Regions from separate parts of the Homo sapiens genome. Here all the other regions are linked to region 2. Evidence: chromatin loops called from intact Hi-C (ENCODE). Cell type or tissue: heart left ventricle. All regions are shown on one strand.

Evidence for each region. A loop is a pair of places that touch in the nucleus more often than their neighbours do. Peaks named below come from ENCODE experiments on the same cell type or tissue, not always from the same donor. Only the 100,000 strongest peaks of a DNase experiment are listed, where the experiment ranks them.
Region 1: it touches region 2 in a loop (2.2-fold over the local background); 11 of 110 quality-filtered maps call a loop at or near these places.
Region 3: a loop joins it to region 2, with 2.1 times the contacts of the local background. A loop is called at or near these places in 9 of 110 quality-filtered maps.

What each region holds. Positions count from the first base shown.
Region 1 is chr4:41,520,971-41,528,970 of GRCh38, reverse strand. It overlaps a transcript of LIMCH1 not described here. Among named protein-coding and RNA genes, the nearest start is that of LIMCH1, 13 kb to the left of the region's middle. RefSeq lists an enhancer at 3,329-3,928. In heart left ventricle, no CTCF peak of the experiment used is centred here; no DNase peak of the experiment used is centred here.
Region 2 is chr4:41,641,198-41,649,197 of GRCh38, reverse strand. LIMCH1 (LIM and calponin homology domains 1) reads right to left here. Exons shown (of 32, transcript NM_001330672.2): 15 at 4,572-4,698; 16 at 2,918-3,075; 17 at 2,305-2,713. Among named protein-coding and RNA genes, the nearest start is that of LIMCH1-AS1, 48 kb to the left of the region's middle. In heart left ventricle, CTCF peaks have their summits at 4,553 and 4,761 (motif pointing right); a DNase peak (open chromatin) is centred at 4,797; H3K4me3 peaks cover 427 bases; H3K27ac peaks cover 591 bases.
Region 3 is chr4:41,431,589-41,439,588 of GRCh38, reverse strand. It overlaps a transcript of LIMCH1 not described here. Among named protein-coding and RNA genes, the nearest start is that of LIMCH1, 100 kb to the left of the region's middle. RefSeq lists enhancers at 5,596-6,299, 6,300-7,002. In heart left ventricle, no CTCF peak of the experiment used is centred here; no DNase peak of the experiment used is centred here; H3K4me3 peaks cover 695 bases; H3K27ac peaks cover 7,998 bases.

The sequences.
Region 1 (8,000 bases), 120 kb after region 2:
ATGCAGACCCGGATTCAGGGTCTTTGCATTCTTGCCAGGAAATGATTTTCAACTACTTTGTTTTAACACCTTCACCCCTGAATTCTTTGTAACCACAGCTTAACTCAGGGGCTAAAATACACCTATTCATGCCTTTGTAAATCTACATATGTTTATAATTTGATATTGCTATGTGAAAACACACTTTTTTATTTATCTTCAAGTCAAGCAGCTGGGCCATCTTAATGGATTGGCTTCTCAACACTAGCCCATTAAGACACACGGGCATGGCTTCCAGGCATAGAAAACCCTCTGGCCACACTTCTCAGATCTCTATGGCCCCTGCTACTATGGACTTCTTGATCAACAGACGGTCAGTGGCCTGTCAACCCCTGACAAAGTGAAAAAACCAACCTGATGTATTCAGAAGTATTTCAGGGATTTTTCTATCTGCCCTTTCCTGACTGTCATGAATATTTGGAAGAAGAAAATATTGTTTGAAAAATACCCTCACACAAAGGCTGCATCTCTACTAACAAGATGATCTCTGCCATCTTCAAACCCATTAATTATTTGAGGTTTCCTATGTCTCCCCTGAAAATAAGAGAATTAATGTATTTTAATCCTCAACTTTTTATATTGAAAAATTTCAAACCTACCAAAAGGTTGCAAGAATAGTACCATGACCCCCGTACGCCCTTTATCTAGAGACAGTATTTTGCCACATTTCCACCCTTCCTCCCTTTCTTCCTCTCTCCCTTCCTTCCTTCCTTTCCTTCCTTCTTATCTCTATGTGTATATGAAATTATATATTATGTACCCAGACTTTTTTGCTAAACATATTGAGGATTGGTTGTATACATGACATTTCATTTCAAAATACTCCAGCATATATATTTGCCATCTAAGATCAATAGTATTCTCCTATATACACAAAGATAGCTATCGCATACAGGAAATCCAACACTGAGAGAATACTATTATCTAATACTCAATTTATATTCAAATTTCCCTAATTGTCTCAATAATGTCTATTATAGTTGCGTTTTCCCAACTAAGGATCATGCACTGTATGAGGCTGTCATATTTCCTTAGTCATCTTTAATCTACGACAGTTTTCCAGCCTTTTGGGGATGGGGCAGTTTTTTTTTTTTTTTTTTTTTTTTTTTGAGACGGAGTCTCGCTCTGTCGCCCAGGCTGGAGTGCAGTGGCGCAATCTTGGCTCACTGCAAGCTCCGCCTCCCGGGTTCACGCCATTCTCCTGCCTCAGCCTCCTGAGTAGCTGGGACTACAGGCGCCCACCACCGCGCCTGGCTAATTTTTTGTATTTTTAGTAGAGACGGAGTTTTACCGTGGTCGCAATCTCCTGACATCGTGATCCGCCCGCCTCGGCCTCCCAAAGTGCTGGGATTACAGGCGTGAGCCACCACCACGCCCGGCCGAGGACGGGGCAGTATTTTTAATGACGCTGACAGTGGTGAAGAGGACAGGCCAGCTGTTTTGCAGTATGTCCCTTAATGTGGATTTGTCGTATTGTTTCCTGAGAACTGCTGTGATTTCTTAGTGCATCACCAGGACATCTAACATCATTTGGACCCATTATAGATATCGGTAAGTTTGATCATGGCCAACTACTTAAAGACATAGTGTCTTGACATGAATACGAAACCACTTGCAGGCCTTTAATTTCAAACTGTTAACCATAGTTATTCAAAATCTTACTTTCCAAAATATATTTCAGAACAGAGCTACTTTTATCTCTCTCGAGTATTAACTCATTTTCTCCTATACCAGGGGATATTCTCTGTATTCTATAATAAAAGATCATAATGGACTATAAATACTAAAGGTTTCACAAAGGAGGCTGTTTTGCATTAGATCTTTAGTTTTATTTAATTTATTTTATTTTTTAACTTAAAAGATGTGTTAGTCTGTGTTAGATCTTGATGGACAAATATAATTTTGTCAAGAAGAGCAGGAGGAAAGTATTCAATGAATAACACATATCACAAGAAAAGGCACCATTCATGGGAGTGAAGAGTGTTTGCAGAACTGTGAGTCAACTATTATAGTCCAGGCAAGAGATGAGGATGGCCTGCTCTGGGGCAGTGGCCAAGGAAATGCAGACAAGTAGACAAATGGGAAAATTCTTTGATAGCTGAACTGGTGCAACTGCATGTCTATGATGCCTTCACTTACATTGGGAAATAGGTGCACAGGACTGGTGATGCAAGTCCCATTTGAATATGTTAAGTTTGAGGTGCCAGTAGGATACCGAGATGAAACTGTCCAATAGACAGAACACGAGGTCTGGAGTTCAGGAGAGAGTACTTGATGAGAAATGCTGCTTTGGGTCAATATCATGGAGAGCTGAAGTCATGGACACAGTCAAGAATATGAGCATAGAGAGGGAGGCACAGGCATGACGCGAGAACCGTGGAAGTACATGAACATAACAGGGGGTTGCGGGATGGCGATCTGTTTCCCACCAGGGCCACAAGTGCTCTGGTTTTTGTGGAAATGTTGATCTCAAGGCAACTGGAGCAAAGGAAAAGAGTTTGACCAGGTTTGTAGATTCAGGAGTCACTAGTGAATGGGTTAGTAGGTGACTTTACTTAAGAAAGTATTTTTTTGGACTAAAGATGATAAATTAGTTAAGAAAATATAAATGATACAGGGTGACGGTAAGCAGGGGAGGTGTTCATTGAAAGGGGCAAAAAAAAAAAAAAAGCGATAGCAAGGACAAAGTGAAAAGGAAATCCAAATGAAAAAAGAAAGTAGAGGAATACTAGTCAAGAACATAAATAGAAGGAAAGAAGATGAGGTCACCTTGTCTTCTTGTATCAAGTTGCCCAAATGCTCCAAGACAGAGGCAATATGTGAGAAACAACATTTGATCCATGATAGGAAATAATATAAAGACAAATGCATGTGCCCCTAACAGTTAATTTTACTAAAATTATTTATGATTTCCATTTTAAATTGAGGTTTTGAAAGCCTTTTCTCTTTAGCTACTGGACTGGGAGTGACTTGTTTCTCCTCATCTGGATTTTCCTGGGGCCTTCCTTAGTTTTATGCTGCAAATTTTGCTTCTATAACATTAAACCCCAGAGCTCCAGGGTCCAGAGTTGCCATAGGCTTAGGGACAAACAGATGTTCATCAGGATCATTAAGACCTTGGCTTTAACATTTGGAAGAGGTGAATTTACTAAATGTTTTAAAATAATTGATATATGTATACACTGATATATAATACTTATATATTATTTATTTTATAGAACTATTCAAATATATTCCTTCCAAATATATGTATCTATCTCGATATTAACTAACTTATTTGGTTACATGATTCTGAAGAACAAAATTAGAAAGATTTTTAACGACTAATCACCAGCTCACTACCAACCAATATGGGGAATAAAATGCATCCACAGAAATAGCAGTTCTTAAAGAAAACATCTATTTCATTCAACTTGCTGAAACCATGTACCTTCCCACAAGGACCCCCCACAATTCTCAAACACAATTGGTTTTTTGTCACATCTAATTTCAATTAGTCATCGTGATATGGCTAAGAAGCTTTTTAACAACAATCAGTAAGGTCTACGTAGGATCCTGCTTAAATTCTTGACATTCTTCTCATTGCTTTCTGCAAAACTACATGCGCAGAAGGCGATCACAATGGAAACAATCAGTGAGTCATTACCGAGCTACATACTTCCTCTGCTCTGTGTGTGTGTGTGCGCGCGCGTGTGCACGCACACACACATATGCCAATTCCTTCCAAAACTAAGATTTGATTGTCTTCCTCATCTTCTACTTCTTTCCTTTTTCTACACAAAGGCAACATCGATGAAGCAATTAAAAAATTAGTTGCCAAGAATTATAAGACATATCAACGCATGAAAAAAATATTCTGCTTCTAACCACATATGAACATGTAAGTTTTAGATTTTATGTGGATAGGTTCAGAAGGGCAAGGATTCTGCTTAAACAGTTCTCCAGATGACGTTAGACCACCTTAGTGCCCCAGTATGTCTTCAGGATAGTTGGCCTACAATTGTGGTATTTCAACCCAAGTAGATTATAATATTGAAAGCAGCAATTTATTATAAAACGACTGTTTTCTCTTAAAATTCTCTTTCTCTCTACCTCCCCTACCCTCCATTCTAGGGGAATGCAGTGATGAACTGAAATGAGAAAACGTAATTAAAATCACATTCCTCCCCCAAGGGTCAACCTAATTATCAGCCTCTCACACCAAAACAAATTTAGCTCTTTGAGAATGAAGGTCCTTATCACTCATGGAAAAAACACAAACAAAGATTAACATGCCATTTAGGCATGACTGCAATCTTTCATTTTAAGTGACCTCTTCGTTTAATGGATTCAATGCGTTCTCATTCAAGTGGAATATATATTGCAGGAGAGAACTGTAATAAATGGTGCTGTCATGACCCCTAGGTTAGAGCAAAGGAATATTGGAAAATAAATCTCAATTCCACGTACTCACCAGTCCTGCAATGGGGGTAGGCAATCTATTGATCTTTTTAACAAGTCCTGGCTTTATAGCATTCAGCAACCTGTCATGAAAAAGGCAGAATGTCAAGTGAGACATAAAGCAAGATGGATCACACAAATCACCTTTATCCGGGGCTACAGCTAAATTGCTGGATAGGAAAAGCAGTGAATTTAAAGCATATAGTAAATCTCAATAATCTATCAGCCTTCATGCATATAAGTGAAGAGCTTTGCCAACATCAAGTTGGTCCACGGCAGGTGAAGTTTTAGAATTTAGAAATGTTGAGAGATGAGAAAAGGTAGAGACTGAGGAGGGCTTCAAGGAAAAGGACAAGGGGGAGAGCTGGATTGAGGTTGTGAGGGAATTATCTGGAACTGGAACCAGGTATTACAACTCAGGTAAGGCTTGTTGCCAATTTTCCTGGCTAAGACATGGATCTCTCCAGGGATGCACTAAATTCAAAGACCAGTTTCTATCTTTACAAATGATTCGCCAAGACACATTCTAAGTCAGACCCTACTTGCTCTTTGAGAAGAGTGGCTTTTTCAATGTGGTTGAGTTTCACTTTAAAAAGGGAAGAATGTGTTTAATAAGAGGTTAGCCAATCATATTCTGAAGATTTTAAACAAGGCTAACCAAGAGTCCCTAGGTACAAAAGATATTTGAGCAAAAGATTTTCAGCTAAAGATTGAAATTATATAACAATGGTTACACAAGCAAGGGAATGCAAGAGAAACAACTATCATTGCCTGTTTTCAGGACATAAAAACCCAGAGTGAAGAGAAACAAGGAAAGCAACTTATAAAATTAAAATATGGTTAGCATCGGGGTAATTGGGTAAAGTGTAGTATTTGCAAAGTAGGTTATTCATAAATAAGTGATTGAAGGTAAGGGGCTGTAGAATGTAGAATGTTATTTCCACGTTCGGGAATCAGGCAATTAGGTAACTTAGAATACTGTGCAAAGAGAAACTTAGGGTAGGAGTGTATCATAATTGAGAGGTCAACAAACTACAATCCATGAGCCAAATCTGGTCCAACACCTGTACTTATAAATAAAGTCTTACTGGAACAGGAATATAACCATCCTCATTCATTTACATATTGTCTATGGCTACTTTTGTGCTACAACTGCAGAGTTGAGTAGTTACAATGGAGACCTGAGGGGCCACAAAGCATAAAATCTTTACTATTTGATGCTTTATGGAAAAAGTTTGCTGACCTCTGTTAAAATTCATGCAATCCAAGGTTATAACAAATTATAAAGAACCTGTGCTTGCCAGATTTCTACAGATCAGTAACAAAAATTTTTCAAATGGTTTAATAGTCTTGAATTTAGACTATCTTTGACTTTGATACCACCATATATTCATATGTTGAGAAATGTCCCTACAGTGATTGTGACAGACAGGATATTCCATTTTTGCATGCAAGATTAATTGGCTGTTCTCGGTAATTTTCACTGCAATTCCAACATGCTGCTACCAAGAGGCGGTACTCAGAGTGCACAAGTGCTGTTTTGCCCACGGAGAGCCAAGCTGGCTGCTCTTTTCATGAATGCACTTATTTTTTAACCATAAATTTAACCTTTTAAAAATGCTTCTTTATAACTTATTTTGGACTTATTGGTTTTACCAGTTGGAAGGCAATTTATTCACTCTTCTCATTTTATAGTTCAGAAAATTGAGGCCTGGTGAAGTCTGAATTGAAGTCTGAGTGACTTCCCCAGAGCTGGTTAGTAGCACACTCAGGCCCAGAACCCAAATTTCTTAGATCAATGCATTCTCTCAGGTGGTGTAAATATCCCAAATCTTCTGGTTTAAAATACACAGATAGATATGATATCTCCAAAGCCACATTTTTAAATGTACAAAATTCTTTTTCTCGCTACTTTTGCTTTTCTCAGATACATTACTTTTCTTAGTAGTTTTTAACAGTGTCATTTTAAACTGAATTTTAAGATAATATTTTTGTACAGTTGTTGACAACTCAAAAGCATCAAAAGGATATACAGTAAAATATCTCACTGTCACCTTTGTACCACAGGACTCCAGCCTACTCTCTGAAGGCAACCTGAAAGACTTTCCAGAGGAGAATTTATAAAAAATATATAGAATTTAAAAATATATATGTGTAGCATATAGTACACACTGTCCTACACCTTGTTTTTTCACTTAACAATATATTTTGGAGGTTGAACAATTTACCTTGGAGACCCCTCATCCATACATATGGAGCTATGCCCTTTTCAATAGCTGTGGACCACTGATGACTGCAGAGCTGACAGATCAACCACTCTGTCTAATAGTTTTAGATTTTTCTAATAAGATGAAATACCATTGCTACCAGACAGACTGAGATCTGAGCTTTGTTGTTAATTAGGCAAAGTAGAAAAAATAACAAAATGTCCTACCCCAAAATTCATTATTTTAAAATTATCTTTTAAAGAGGTATGCTTTTTGTCCTCTATATCTAAGAACTATATTAATATTTTTAGCAATCACGGCCTCAAAACTCCTCTTTTATATATATTGAGATTTTTAAGCTGTTTTTAATATTTCATGGTATTCATCCTTTGTAAAAATTACACTTATATGGCAGAATCTTCCCTATCACATAAAGGGAAGATTGGAAAAAATCAATCTATCAATCAACTGACATATAACACTAGGCCTTACTTAAAAGTAGCAGAAACTATGATTTCTCTCACAATGTTTTACCATAAATTAAAAAATAAAAAGCCATAATGTTCACTTTCAAGACTAAGACAGCTGTATTTTTTTTCAGGTAAACACTGCTCCAATCCAGTGTTCTGTTTATAATACTCAACAATAAAAGATAACATTGAATTCACATTGTTGAAATGCCCAACACCTGCTTATCTTGTATTTTGTGTTAAATCAAGGACATTTTTTGTGTGAGAGATTTTTTGAGTAAGAGTCAAGGATATTCACTTGCAATTTTATTAAAAACCACTATGCCATCCTATATAAGTTAAGATATAAATATTTTCAGTAAATACTTATTGATGACATGCTTTGAAGTGATTATGCTGATGATATGTTATATTTATATAACTTCTGAGGTGCATTATTTCCCAAAAGTCCTGCCCTGTAGAGATAGGTCATGTATGTGTCCCACCATTTTTGTAGAAGAAAAAATGAACCCCAAACAGATATGAAGATTTCCCAGAGACATGCACAGCTAATCTGAAGCACAGCTGGGACAGTTTTCACCTCTTAGGCCATTTTATTTCACAGTTTGGTGCTTTAGAAAGTCCAACCTCAGTATGTGTCATCAAAGCATAATTCGAGACAAAACACAAAAATCAAAAACCCAAACAAATACGACCTAAATACAATGAGATAATATCAACACCAGGTGGGAATAAAAGGAAAATGGAAGAGAGTGTCTGTTGGTGAAGTATAAGACACATAGGATCCAAGTTCCACCTACAGATGATCTGCAACCTCATCCAGAGGAAAGGAGGCTGTCATCCA
Region 2 (8,000 bases):
GAACTCCTGGTCTCAAGTGATCTGCCTGCCTCGGCCTCCCAAAGTGCTGGCATTACAGGTGTGAGCCACCTCGCCCAGCCTCATTAGGCCTTTTAAAATCTTTTAAAAGAAATAATGGAAGGCTGGATATTAGTTATAGTTTATTTACCTTAAGCCACTGGTCTTTTTACTCTATTATTTGTTACCCATAAAAAGAAATTTAAATCACAACTCAGCACACACACACACACATAAATATAACTGAAACAGAAGTTGCCCCAAGCAATTTTGCCTTCATTGTGTGACACACTATGTTTTTTTATTATATTCTATTCTAGTTCTTTTTTTTTTATATTGGCTTCAAACCACTAAACTGATTTTATAACCTAGCAACGGGTGGTAACTTTCAGTTTGAAAAACACTGCCTTAAACTATTTCTCTTGATCTTCCTTTATTCTTAATTCTGTTGTACTGGAAAAACAACGGGGCCTGTATTCCCTGCCCTGCCCTCCAAGAAGACACACACACACACACACACACACACACACACACACACACACCCCTACCCCTTAGCTTCTGTCCTGGCATTATTAGCTGGTAACAACGGTCTGATTTGCATGTTACTTTGACCTTTGACCAAAGTTGCTGTCCATGCACTCAGTAATGGAACTGTAGGCCATCAGTAGAAATACTAGCCAGTGAGGCCTACAATGAGGCAGGGGACCCCCACTAGTGAGTGATGAGGAGTAATCTCCAGCTCTAAGAGGGCCTCTGCTCAAATTCTCTAATAACCCCCTCCATGGAAGTGCTTCCTGAGGCCGCCATACCACCTTGCTCCACTTTGCCGCCATGGTGAAGAACAGAGTTTTCTCAGAGCTGAAGTTCTGCCATAAAATCATTTATGCTAATCCTTCTGTTTAAACGATCACTTTGCACTATTTAGATAAAGGAGGGAAAGTGGACATCTAGAATGTTTGGTCAGATGCCTTGGAAATCCAGTTAAATAAATGTATTCTCTATCCTATTCTGGGCCACCTCAACATAGAATCTTCCTTCAGGAAATACCATAGCCATTCATTATCATAGGCCCTAGGTGAAGGAAAGCTTCTGAAACACTTAGGTGGACCACTGAGCACACATGAGCATGTGTGTGTCTATCTGTGTGTGTGTGAGTCCATATGATTAGTAGCTCATCTTCTCAGGAAAAATTCACTTATTTATTTAAGGAGCACTTGCTGAGTGCCTACTCTGTCCTGGGCACCTGTGCCAGGCTCTCAGGATGAAGCCATGAATGACAGAGACATGGCCCCTGCCCTTATAAGGGGACAAACAGCTCAATGTGATCCAGATGAGACAGTCTGGACATTTTTGTTCTATCAAAGCCTAAGATAGAGATTTTTGAGATACATTCAGAGTTATTTCAGCAAAAGTCAGAAAGTGTGGTTTTGTTCTCTTTGAAATACAGCAAGGAAGCTACGTGGCATCACACTGCTCAATCAGTTACGAAAACTTTTCTATCTAATGGTCACATCTCCAAGTGATGCATTCCACCTCTGTTTATTACAAACTCATTGAGTGCAAGGACAAGGGGAACTGATTTTTCTTTACAAGTCAAAAGAACTTAAGACAAAGGATGAGTGCTTCCTCCTGATATAAGAGAAAGTACTTGAATTTGAGGAAGCGAAAAGATGTTTGGTTTCCACAAGTTCTTCAGTCTGGAACACTATTTTACACACTCATTAGCAAAACAACCCAGTTTCTTTCCACTTGTTTAAAAAACCTGTCTCATTTGAGGACCAAGTATGTCCCATGTTCCCATGTGTTCCTTGTATTTTTATCAATTGTAAAATCTTTTTGGATGCTACAATGTCAAATGGATGCTGAATGCCAATTTCTTCCTAAAAGAGAGGTAGCTGCATATACTTCTATTTGAACCAAAAGCAAATAAAATTTTGTTTTGAGGAGTCTGCCATACCTCCTGATACCTAGAAATACTAGGGTATTACTAAATTAGGGTTTTTACCACTAGTACAGAGAAATCATGCCATTATATCAAACTAGAAAATAGACCTTGCTCATGGAGACGACTCCACTATCAGTCTTATAGGAGTCCATCTGTATTAACAACAGCAATTGAGGGAAACAGCTGTCCCTGAAGCATTTACAAACCAAATCTCCAGAGACCTATGACTTTCACAGCTGTAAATGTCAACACATTTTTCTTTTGTATGGTAAAAAGAATGACATTTTCTTGAGTCATGATGCTTCTTTCCATCCACTCCCTGGAGTTCAGCTTTGGTTCTACTCTTAAGGAACTTGTCCTACCTTAAAGGTCTTCAGAACATCTTGAGAATTTTTGGGCTGGGAGTAAGGCTTGGGTGTCAGCATAGGCACTGCTTTGGGAGTGACAGTTTTGCTTGGAGACCCACTGCCTGCTGACATGCTGGTATCCAGAACACTGGCACGAGCAATGGTGGTTTCAACAGTGGCAGTGAATTTGGGTGGAGGCAGTGACTGTTGCCGCAGGTATTTCATGGGATTGGGGTCATTCAGGAAGGAGGATAAATTTGGCTCTGTTGAATGGCTTCTTTCCAGAATTTTTGGCATCTCCAAGCGTTCGAGAACAGCCTCACTGATGGTGAACCTCTCAATGTACTGTTGAAGGATCCCCTCTGCCTCCTCCTGGGACCGAGCGTTCTTATATGCTTCATGCAGCTCTCTCTCTCTCCGCTCTCTAAAGGACATGGGAGAAGCAATAACAAAGTCAACTAATGAAAATTGCAAAGAAGACCTTGGTAGAAACGAAGGTAGCACTGAAGAGATAGTACAGGGAATATAAAATGTTACTATCAGAACCTTTGTGACAGCCAATAATTTTTAGAAAAAAAAAACACCTAGATAATATTGTACATTAAAAACGACAACAGAAAGAACTCACTTTTCTTGAACAATTTCTCTGTAGGTTTTGATGCTTTTCCTTCGTTCACTTGTCCCATCTTCTCCAGCCAGTAACTTCTCCATTTTTTTCCTTTCTTCCTCTTTCTTGATTAAGTCCTGAGAAACACTTCTTCTACGACTCTTCCAACGAGCCAGGTCCTGGCAGGGAAAGAAAGATATAATATTCTTCTTCAGACTTGTGCATAATTCCATTTCTATTCTTCAGAGTTTAGTCATTTCTACTCTTTAGAGAACTGACTATGGGCCCAGGCACTATAACATCGTGTGCATTCCCACACAATCCAATGTAAGTCTGGTTGGAACTGGAATGCCTCAAAGGCAGAAACATCCAGATATTATCTACAGTATCCATAGCAGGGCTGCACATTTATTTAAATATGGCAGTGTGAAATATGCAATCACATTTCATGTCAGTTGCCAAATTTCAGAGAATTGCCTCACAAGGTAACTGTAAGAAACTTCATTCCTTCCTATTTATAACCTCTGCATTGTGAACAGATTTGCTGACAATAGAATAGTAGGGATTCATTTACAGTTTCCACATGGAAGGCAGTCAAGGCAGAAAAAAAACTGTTTTGGAGTCTTTAGATCTGGTGATTCTATATGTATTAATTCATCTGATCCTTACAACAACCTCACCACAATCCTACAGGTAGTTATAGCATAATGATGAAGAGTGAGGATTCTGGAGGCAGATGGTTGGGGTTGCAGCTGTGGGAAATAATCCCAGCTCTGTCTTTTCCATGCTTTGGAATCTCAGGCATGTTTCTTAGTCTCCCTGTGCCTCCATTTCCTCCTCTCTAAAATGATGATAATAGCACCTATTCTTACAAGCTTGCAGGGTTAAATGTGAAAATAGACGTAAGGTGCCAGGCACATAGTAAGTGCTCAAGATACTTTAGACATAATTGTTACTATATTTTATGAACTTTGGAGAAGTTAACTTTTTAAACTAAAGGTGGAGTCAAGTTTGCAATAGCTACCTCCAGAGTGCTTTGTGAGAATTAAATGAAATAATCCACTCTCCCTCCTCTCTCCCCGCTTTGGCTCTCAGCACACAATCTCAAAGCCCTCATCAGCCTCTTTAGCCTTCCTTCCCTGGTTCTAATCCTGGCTCCCCCACTCGCTAGCTATGTGACGTTCAGCAAGTGACAGCTGTGCTGGGATTCGTCTGTGGAATCGAGGACAATAAGAGTTGCTAGTTCATTGAGTTACTAAGAGGATTAAATGAATGCATGCAAAGTACTTAGAACAATGCCTGGTACTGGTACACATTTGATGTTGGTCATTGTTATCGTTACTACCATCATCATCATGATCAATTTGAAATATATAACCTCAGAAGATAGTGCAGCCTCAATTCTACAACCCATCCCAGTTTCCTGCCTCCCCTCCCCTCTTTTGTGACCAAGCTTCTGGCCAGGGTGTTTGCTGATTACATGTCTGGGCCATCACTCCATACCTTCACGCTGCTACTCACCTTCCTTTGAGTCCCACATTTACCGTGTCACCTTTTGAAACCCTCTAGGGGCTCCCTTTCCCCGCATGGCTTTCAAGTCCACGTCTACCCACCCGGCTGGATTTTCTGCTGCCAGAAGCCTCCCCGCTGCCCGCGCGCCTTGGCCACAACTCACATCTTGCCATTTGTCGTCCTCTTCCCTCAGCTGGTTATTTATCAGCTGCAGCTGCTCCTGGCGGGCCCTGCTGTGCGGCTGCACCGCGGCCTCCTCCTCACACCGCATGTCAAACATGCTGGTGCTCCTGAGTGTGGAGAGAGCGAACACAAGAGGGACCGCGATCAGCGCCCGTCGCGTCTCCGCGCGCCTGGGCGTCCTGCCGCGTGGGGGCGCTACCGGGCTTGGAAAACTGCCCCCTTCCCGGGCTGCGCACAGCGCGTGACTGGCGGTGTGTTCTGGCCCTGGGCGGGCGGTGGGCGTGCTGGCACCCCACCGCCTCCTTTTGCCGCAAACGCCAAAATGTGACCGTCTTTGTCTTCAGTGATGTCACTGAATCGGGTCAATATCATTTTATATGTAGGTGCCAAAATAGGTTTAAAGAAGAGCTAGAAAAATGGTATTTGAAGCCCCAGGCTCCTCTCACTTGGAAATGCATTTAAAAAATAAAATTAAGATAATTAAAAGGTATAACCTGGGTAGAATTTGTGGGGAAAGAGGGCGGTGTTCCATGAAGTAAAACTGTATTACGTTAAATGCTTCTTTGTGTAGAAAGCTGGCTTAAAGGCTTCCTATGTGAATGGAGGCAATTTCTCCATTTCCAAAAAAATATCATTTGGCCTTAAGTTTAAGACACTCACTTTTTCTTATTTTATTTTATTGAATTTTAGATGCATCTGACAACTATGGATGGCTGATGTATATGTTCATTGTAATCATTTCTTTTTATTTCTTGTAAAACTGCTGTAATTGATAGTGCAGTTGATGGCATCTTGGAATCAAGAAAACAAGGCATTTTATAACAAGAGTAAGGAGTAAAACACATAAATTAGGTATATATTTTGTATTCTAATATGCACACAGTCATTTAATTTTTGTCAGGATAACTCTGAATATCTCTTTTAAAAGAAAAATGCAAGGGAAATCAGTCTTTAAAAAACTCTTAGACTGTGCATACATATAATTTATATGTTTTATAGGAGCTTATTAAATGTTGTGCAAGACCATAGGGCCTTTTTTGTGATGCTTACATAAACCTTTGTTACAGCAAAAGCTGAAGCAGCAAGATGAAAACAGAAATAGAAACCAAAGCAAAATCCTCCTCCTTTTATTTTTCTTTCAAAGAAATGACTCACTTTGGGACAAGTGGGCTATGGAGCCCAAAATTCAAGACATAGAGGGCTCTTAAAAGCTCACTGTTAAGTGCTAGCAACAAAATATGGTGACAGTCCATTTTTGAAACCAGCCTAACACAAAGAAAAAAAAAACTACCATGCACTTAGACACCAAAGAATTCCAGACATCATCAATGATGTCCAAAATTGTTACTCCCATGGCCAGACAATGAACAGCAGCAGCATCGCCGAATGCAAAGGGCTCCCTAGCAGGCAGCTGTCTGGAAGATGACCCCCAAAGCAATGGCTGCCCACCTTCCCTTCAATCCACTCAAAAGGAATGTGTATAAATGTGTGAGTGCCTCTCTCTGCTCTCCAGATGTTGGACAATTTAAGTCTAAGAGAACTAAACTGAAAAACTGTACTTGTAACCTGTCTTCCCCAAGAGTATTCTAATAATCTGGCTGCACAGAAGGACTCTTAGCTGAGGTTTCTATTAGCATGGATATGACAAGCCATTGCATAATGCTGCCTCCATGTATTCAGTGGAGAATGTTGATTTCAGCAGCTGTGGCTTCTAGAAAAAATAAGCTGGGCCAGGTGTGGTGGCTCACGCCTGTAATCCCAGCACTCTGGGAGGCCAAGGTGGGCAGATCACTTGAGGTCAGGAATTCAAGACCAGCCTGGCCAACATGGTGAAACCCCTTCTCTACTAAAAATACAAAAAAAAAAAAAGAAAAAAGAAAAAAAATTAGGCATGCTAGCACACGCCTATAGTCCCAGCTACTAGGGAGGTTGAGGCAGGAGGATGGCTTGAACCTGGGAGGCAGAAGTTGCAGTGAGCTGAGATTACATCACTGCACTCCAGCCTGGGTGACAGAGCGAGACTCTATCTCAAAAAAATAAAATAAAATAAAGAATGAAAGAAAAGAAAAAGAAAGAAACTGTAGTCCTCGATAGAGGAGAAGGGCTGTGATTTTTCATCTATTTTAGACTATTGATTAATGGTATCTAAGAAAGATTAAGAAATTTGCAGGATTAGGTAGAAAAGTCTAACCCATGCTTTTAAACTTCATGGATCAAAATTCACTTAAGCAGGCCTTCCAGAAAGACACAAAAATTCGTCCCATTCTTCCTCTCACAGTTTAAAAAAAAAAAATCTTACTTTTAAAATATTCAATCTAGTCAGTTCATCTTTTAAGGTGATTTATAATCTTTGCTAAGATCTTAGAAGACTTAAACCTCTCTGAGCTGGGACCCTCTTACCATCCCACTAAGTAGTTTGTAGATTATGGGAGAGAAAAGAGGTCCCTTCATTCAACTCTGCCATCTATAATATCTACAGGTCAGAATTTTGGTTTAGGCCACTATGGGTGGCCATAGATCCAGGTTTTCTTCTGGGACCCCAAGAAGAAAATGGCAGCCTTCTCCAGGATCTGGGATTTGATTATCTCACCCAATGGGCATGGAGAAAATGAGAGCAGACCTTAAGAATTACCTTTGTCTGTCCTGCGTTCCCATCTCTACTCCCACTGTGAAGCTCTAACTAGCTCAGCCCAAATGTGGCCAGAAGCCAGTTAGTTAAATAAAAGGAGAAACTCGTTTGCCCTTTCATGTACCAGGAAGTACATGGTTGAACATCCCTAATCCAAAAATCTGAAATCTGAAATGCTCCAAACTCCAAAACTCTTTGAATGCTGACATGACCCCACAAGTGGAGAATTCCACACCTGACCTTGTGTGATGGGGTGCAGCCAAAACTTTGTTTCATGCACAAAATTATTTAAACTATTGTATAAAATCACCTCCAGTCTATATGTATAAGGTATATATGGAACATAAATGAATTTCATGTTTAGACTTGGGTTCCATCCTCAAGATACTTCACTATGTATATGCAAATATTCCAAAATCTAAAAAAGTTCAAAATCTGAAACACTTCTCATTCCAAACATTTTCTATAAGGCAGGCTCAACCTGTATGATTTTTTTTCTCAAGATTTTTTTTTTTTAAGAAATATCAGCAAACTGGCCAAAAAAGAAATAACAAACCTATGAGTGATATATTTATGCCATTTTCAAAAAAAAATTAAGAAGTTGAGAATTGATAATACTAGAAAGAAAATGGGCTGAGTTGTCATTCAGAACATGTTCCCTAGTTCAGGTTAGACTTGGCCTCCCAAATGAAGAGGTGTGTGTCTGGGGATGGGGGTTGGCGGATATGGGATCCTGGAGATGGCCAGCTTCCAGAATATTAATGTGACTTGGACTAATCC
Region 3 (8,000 bases), 210 kb after region 2:
TTAATGAGACAGGGTCTTGCTCTGTCATCCAGGCTGCAGTGCAATGGCACAATCACAACTCACTGCAGCCTTGACCTCCAGGGCTCACACAATCCTCCAACTTCAGCTTCCTGAGCTGGGACAACAGGCACACACCACCACACCCAGCTAATTCCTGTATTTTTTATAGAGATGGGGGTTTCACCATGTTGCCCAGGCTGGTCTCAAACTCCTGGGCTCAAGCGATCCATGCACCTTGGCCTTCCAAAGTGGGATTACAGGCATGAGCCACGGCGCTGGCCTGCCCTCCCCTTTTTGAGCCCCTTTCTACCAGGCAAATTGTGCTTGTTGTAGGTATTAGAAATCACTTGGTGTTTTTCCTATAGTGGACACTGCAATTATGTCCCCATCTGACTTCAGAACAAAAATCTGCATGTACTGAATCAGAACATGACTTGCTGGAATTCAAGTTTGTCCTGGAGAGAATAAGAAAACCACACCATCTGCACGCTGAAGGGTACATCTTCCACATATTCTATTCCTAGCCTCCCAACTGCACTCCCAATGCTTCTCTTTAGTCAAAGGAGTCTGGCTTTTCCCTGACAGATGCTCCCCTCACCCTTAAACCAAAGCAGCATTATTTCAAGCATGATCTGTGAATTGATCACTGCTGGTCCATGGCATTGTACATTACAGGATTGATAATCCACATTTACAGCAGTCTGGCCATCGCCACCACATCCAAGCCATGTGATGGCAGGACTCATCTTGCTGAGCAAGATGTAAATCTGTTTAGGTGTTGGCCAACTGGCCTGGGCGAGGTGCATGTGATGCAAGCAGCATGCTGATCCTGTGCAGTCAGCCCTGTATTACAGCGGATTGGAAATTTAAAAAACAAAAGCAAAACAAAAAAAAAAAATAGTCCTTCACTGCAGAAGTTTGAAAAGCTCTGTAATAAAAAGGCACAAGCCAGCCAGGCGCAGTGGCTCACGCTGGTAATCCCAGCACTTTGGGAGGCCGAGGCGGGTAGATCGCTTGAGGCCAGGAGTTCAAGATCAGCCTGGCCAACACAGTGAAACCCTGTCTCTACTAAAAATACAAAAATTAGCCAGGTGTCGTGGCGGGAGGCTGAGGCAGGAGAATTGCTTGAACCTGGGAAATGGAGGCTGCAGTGAGCCGAGATTATGTCCAGCCTGGGCAACAGAGCAAGACTCTGTCTCAAAAAAAAAAAAAGAAAAGAAAAGAAAAATTAAAAGGCACAAGCACTGTAATCAGACAGGACCAGGTATGAGTCTTTGCTCCACTACTCACCTGACGATGTGGCCTGAACAAGTTCCTTTACTTCTCTGAACCTCCATTCTCTCATCTTTGCAGATATGGATGATGGAGGGTACATCTCTGTTCAATGAGCAGCTTCCTCATGCCATGAAATGGGCAATTTTAATATCTGTTCAATATGAGGGTCAATCACACACTTGAATATGCTTTGGATGTGGTTTGTTCCACAGCTATGTAGAAAAAAAAAGGTAGCTGATTGGGGAAAACAGCTATCCTGCAATAAAACAATGAATGCCCCCAGCACTTTCTCATATTCCAGGTAGAAGATATTTTAGTAACAAATTCAGTGCATCATGGAATGGATATGGATATGATAATCCAGTGGTCACTGCAGGGTCCAGACTTAAACCACATGTGACAATTTACTTTGGGCCATTGTGAAAGCAAAAAATTCTCAACTGCATCCAACAACAGCTAAAGACCTAAGAACAGTTTTTGGGAACTGCTTTAATGACTTACAGTCATAAACAAACCAAAAGAAAAAAAACAAAAAAGAAGATGCCCAGGAGAAGAAGAGGGAAAAAATTGAATTTACATGAAACAGAGAGGTAAACACAGATAACTTCAACTAGCAGGCATAGGGCCCTCCTGGCCACTCTGTAAATGAAAAACAAAAACCTTTTCTCATTATTTTGAAGTCCACCTACAACACACCAAGCACAGTATCTAGCAAAAGCAGACAGCAAATAAAAGTTCCCTTTGGATCCTTCCCATGCTACGTATGCCTGTAAAATTGTGCTTTAATTCTTTCCTCTTTAAGTTAATTCCACTACAGTTTCCTTTCTATCTGTTACAAATGCCATCTGGGTGGAAGCCTAATGATATGTCAGTGTCACCACTTACAATGGTTCAGAAATCTTTCTCACTCTCAATCAGCAACAGTCCCCAAGGACTGCTGGCTAAAAACAGGAAAGCCCAGTAATGCCAAGGCTGATTTATAACATCAGCATCAAGCTCCAGCTCAGGCTCCTTGCACACTTCTGGCTCCTGTTTCACTAGTTGAGTGAGAGGTCACTTGGGTCACGTAGGACCTTACAAGGTTTCTGGGGAGAATAATAGTTTTTCTGTATCCCTTCCTTACAAAAGGCAGCCGATCAGCACTACTGTCTAGACATGCAAAGATATTTTTCATGGACACAAATAGGTTGGTGTTTTGTTTTGTTTTGTTTAAGTGAGAAAGGGATTTACTTTTATTTTAAAGCATGCACACAGCTACAGTAGGCCTTCTGGAAAGCCTTCTTAAAAGAAGATTTGTGTGTCAAGCTCACATTCAGAAATAACAAAGAGTGCAATGAAAGGGATCTGAGGTCCGTGACAGTATTTGACATATTACCTAGGAGACATTGGAGATGGCTTTCATTTTCAGATTCAAGGATTCACCTTTCACACAGGAAATGCAAAAGACCAGACAAAAACCATGTGTTTTTACCCTAATTTTCTGCTTTATATCTCCTTCGCAAATTTTTTTTTTCAACCAGCTCCATACTTCCAATATATACCCAGACGCTGACAAAATCCTAGTTTCCCATCCTCCACAAGGACTGAAACACACACGAAGGCTCCTTGGGAAGGACCAAAGAGTACACACAGAAATTTGGAAATTTCTGCATTCTGTCTCCAGTCCTGACAGCATCTGTCACACAGATTGCCCTGGTGCCATTATTTTAATCACTTTACATGCTGCTTCTACAATCCCGATGATAAAATGGAAAAGTTGTTTTGTTGGAACTTGTGCTGCAAATAGCACAATGACAATGTCAGGAAAAAATCTCTCACAGCATTAACTGGCTCACAAAGATTATTCTTAATACAAGCTGTCCCCAACATATGGACATTATTTTTTAATGCCCCAGACCCATGAGCAGACCCTAAGTAAGTCTGCAACCCCAGACCCTTCGGTGGGGGCAACTGCTCACTTTTCTAAGTCAGAAAAGCTCAAGGAGAGGTAAACTGGAGGTATACTCATGTTCAGACAAATGTCATGCCATCTCTACACAGGCGGAGAAGTGCGAACAGTGAATAGTTGTGGAGTCCAGGTACCTAGATCTAGGCAAGGAGACAGCTCAAACCACCACCACAATCACCTCCAAAGAGGGAACAAGAATTCCTGGCCTCCTAATTTACAACCCAGAATGTATTTTTTTAATAGAAAAACAAGGTTTAAAGAGATTTTCTTATGGCTCTATGAGCTTTATTAGAACTAAACTTTACAAAAGTAATAAATGAATTGAAAAGTGCCTGTATCATTGAAAGTGGAACAAATATGGTACACTGGTTATTTCTTGAGAAGCTGAGTGAAGTCTTCAAAATAAGGAGGGGACAATTTGAGTCACGTAGTGGCAACTGTTTTATTATTTCTATTATAGGAATCATCATGTCAATAAGTTGCTACAATATAGGACTTCAGAAATAAGATTTTTGAGATACCGAAAGCTTACTCTGTATATAAACTTCTACTTAATACATTTTTATATGAGACCCTGATCTTGCATGATGTTCCCAGACAGTGTCTCTGCAGCTTAGATTAATCCTGCTCAATCATTAACCATTCAACCTGGGCAAAGTTACTGAACTTCACTCCTTACCCCTCAATGTTCTTGCTCATCAAATAGTCAGAAATAATATCTTACTAGGAAAATGAATGGGAGAAAAAATAAAATAGAACTCTATTAGCTTTATTCTGCACTCAAATGAGCAAAGAAATTGTAGCTTCAATGTTTCTAAGTGACTGGTTTAGGACAAGAAGGGTGTATTAGTTTCCTGTGGCTGCTCTAACAAGTTACCACATTAAGTTTAGTGGCTTAAAACCATACAAATTGACTCTTACAGTTCTAGGGGTAGGAAATTTAATGTCCAGATGTTGGCAGGGCTGCCTTCCTTCTGGAGGCTTCGGCACGGGGAACAGGAGGCTTTCCATGCCCTTTCCAGCTTCTAGAGGCCACCTGTTTTCCTTTGCTCATGGTCCCTTCTTCATCGTCGAAATGCATCACTCCAATACCTGGTTCCATCATCATCTCTCCGTTTTCTGTTTCTGATATCCAGTCTCCCTCTTATAAGGACTTCTGTGGTAACATAGGGTCCACTGGGATAACATTGGATAATCTCCTCTTTTTCTGCTTCTGATGTCCAGTCCCCCTCTTATGAGGACTTTTGTGATAACATAGGGTCCACTGAGATAACCTAGGATAATCTCCCCATCTCAGGATCCTTGATTTAACCATATCTGCAAAGTCTCATTTTCCATATAAGATAATATAGCCAGAGGCTCTAAGGATTAAGATATTAACATCCATAGGAAGACTTTATTCAGACTATTGGAAAAAGGGAGACCCAACTGTAGAAAAGTCTGGCAAATATTTACTCCTATGCAATAAATTAAACAGTTCCTTTAGGTTCAGTCTTTTTAGACACCATGCTCAGTCACTCAGATTTCTGTTCATCAAGACAGTATCCAGGGCTGGGTATGGTGGCTCACGCCTGTAATCCCAGCACTTTGGGAGGCCAAGACTGGCGGATCATCTGAGGTCAGGAGTCCAAGACCAGCCTGGCCAACATAGCAAAACCCTGGCTCTACTAAAAATACAAAAGTTAGCCGGGCATGGGGGTGGGCACCTGTAATCCCAGCTACTCAGGAGGCTGAGGCAGGAGAATCTCCTGAACTTGGGAGGTGGAGGTGGCAGTGAGCCAAGATCACACCCCTGCACTCCAGCCTGGGTGACAAAGCAAGACTGTCTCAGGAAAAAAATACCCCAAAAACCAACTGTAACCAGGTGTATGGGGAGAGGGAAGAGTGTCTCCATTATGGTGATGTGAGAGATGGAGAATGCAAATCACATGTTGTCCTCTACATCCTAGCTGCCCTCTGCTGCAAAGCAGCTAGTCTGGGTTGCTGCCTGGCCTGGTGACCATGGGAGTGAAACCGGCTAGCTCTACAACCCTAGATATTCCATGGACATCTGTAGCTGATGTCTACAGCTGGTGGCCAGGGCCTTAGAGTGCCACTGGCTGGCCTCCAGTGGTGCCACAGCCAGCTCTGGGTCCATTCTCCACCCAGTTCCTAGCCTAAGCCCACTGCCTCTTAACTCAGCTGCCTTCTGAGACCTCCCTTGGAAGAATTCCAGAACATCTGGCTCCTTCTGCCATCACACAGGAGCTGAGAGAGCCTTGGTGAGTGCCCTGGGGCCCCTTCCACCTGACCTCACCATTTTGTCCTCTTATGTCACTTGGAAGTGTACCCCTTTTAAGCTGGCATGAAGTTACTCACATAGCAGTGTCTGTCCAGAACCCTAAAAAGAAAGTGGGACAAAACTCTCCTCCGCCCTTGGTGTTCCCACCAGCTAAGACGAGCCCCTCTGCCCTCAGTCCTCCCTCTACTTGTACAATTTGGGCCATCAATTCGTTTCCTCCTATAGGGACATGCCACTCCACCCTTCCAGAAATGGGGTCTATTTCCCCGACTTCCCTCAAATCTGGACTGACTCTAGGGCTTCCTTTGACCAACAGGATATGGTGGAAGTAACATGCTGCCACTTTCAAGCTTGGCCTTAAGAAGACTGACAGCTTTATAATTTAAAAGTTTAAAAAAAAAAAAAAAAGAAGACTAACAGCTTCTGCTTTCTTTTCCTTGAAGGCCAGCTACCTGAGGAAGTCCAACTACCCTGAAACCACCATGCTATGAGGGCGCCCAAACCTGCCAGGTAGAAAGGCCACGTGGAGAAGCACTGAGGTACCAGACATGTGAGAAAAGATGTCTTGGACCTTCCAGCCCAGCCCCGGCACCAACTGAACACAGGGACCAGCCAACACCCCATGGAACAGAATTGAACTAGTCAACTCATGGAATCTTAAGAAACAATAAATTGTTGTTATTTTAAGCCACTAAGTTTGGAGTCATTTCTTATACAGCAATAGGTAATTAAAGCAATCAGAAAAATAAAAAACAAACCATATATACATTCAAGTGTTTCCCCCCCAAAACTGGAATCACAGTGACACAGCACAGCAGTAAGACAGACGCAAAACGACTAGAGTAAGCAGCCATTTCAAAAGAATGCCCGCTCATTTGCAAGGGTTTTGTTGTGCTTTGTTTTTTCACTAAATGCCCTCCCTCATTTAATTCATCTGTAGCCAAAGAACCACTTGCACTACTTTTTTCCTTCTCCAATTAGCATGCAAGGATTTCCCTCATGTTAAGAGAATGTGATATGCAAAGTCACTGGACCACTGTCTTGCATAACAAACCAAAGTCTTTTGACATCAGTGAGAAAATTCCTCAAGAATGCAAAGAACATAATGCCGATTGTTAAGTGTGAAATTCCAGGGTATTAACCCTTTGAGAGATGCTGTCTTGTTCAGTTTTATTTTGGGTTGATCAAAAGGACCGTGAAACTAGATTGGAACATTATGCACCAGACTCCACTGCCTACTTGAAAAAGAATTATACTTGGAACTTGATCTTTTTAAGATCTCCCATATGTCCTGTATTTTAACAATCAGGTTTTAAAACAGGAAGGATCGTTGCCATTGAAAAATGGTGTCCAGCCAAGTAAGCCTCATAATTCAAAGTAAAAATCTCAAACTATAGCTGTCATTCAGGCCTTAATGTTTACCTTAGGAAATGTTTTTAAATGAAAAATTGATGGCAAAGCTTTGCCCAAATGATGCTATTCCCAACAAGGATAGAGACCCATGGATTTACTTGCTAGGACAATTTATTGAGAAAGTTGTCAGGGATGAGAAAAATGAGAGAATAATTCAGACAGGAAGGTACAGCCTATTTGTTTTTCTAGCTTCTATCTTTACCCTTACTTCTCAGTACTAACCCTCCTGTTAGGGATGCAGATCAGGGGCCACCTGTCCACAGAATCTGACGTTATACGTAAAGAGTTACACAAAGGACAGGCTTCCAGGTCTCTAAAGTTCTCTGTTAGGAATCAAGAGCAGCAACACACTCATATTTTAAAGTCATCCAGAAAAGAAGTTTAGACTGTACAAAAAGTCAACAATACACCCTGTTATTTTTAGCTGCCACAATTAATCCACTCAGACAGTGTTCACACAACACGCATCAGCCAGCAATATAACCTCCCTATTTTAAACCCAAATTTATCTGTACTATAGAGCTGAGTGGGGAAAAACAGCAATTTTGAAATCAAACAATCACGGATTTAAATTCCAGTGCTAATCTTACTAAGTATACTGCCTTGGACAAATTATTTAACATCCTAGCCTAAATTTCTTCACCTGCAATGTGCAAGTAATAGTCATAGCTGCCTTACAGAGTGGAGAGAAGATTAATTATGATTTCATAGAAAAAAGAAAACTTCAATTAGGAACTAGGCACAGAATCATTATTCAATTGGTGTTAGTCATTATTATTAAAATTATCAAAGTTTTTGTTTTCTTCTCCTATAGTATGAACACCAATCCCCTCAGCCCTTAATCATCCATTGCTGGCTGAAGTAATCACCCAAAACTCATAATAGCACAAGAAAAGATTTATAACTTAAAAAGTGTAGAGGATTCAGTCTATATGTAATGTAACAGATGATGGGTGAGGGAAAATGTGAGTAGAGAAGAAAACATACACATATCATAATAAAATAAGATCTTTGCGAAGTCAACTGTGACTCCAAGAGAATGCAGTCTGTATTTATTTTCTTGGAAAGTTAATGGAAAACTAA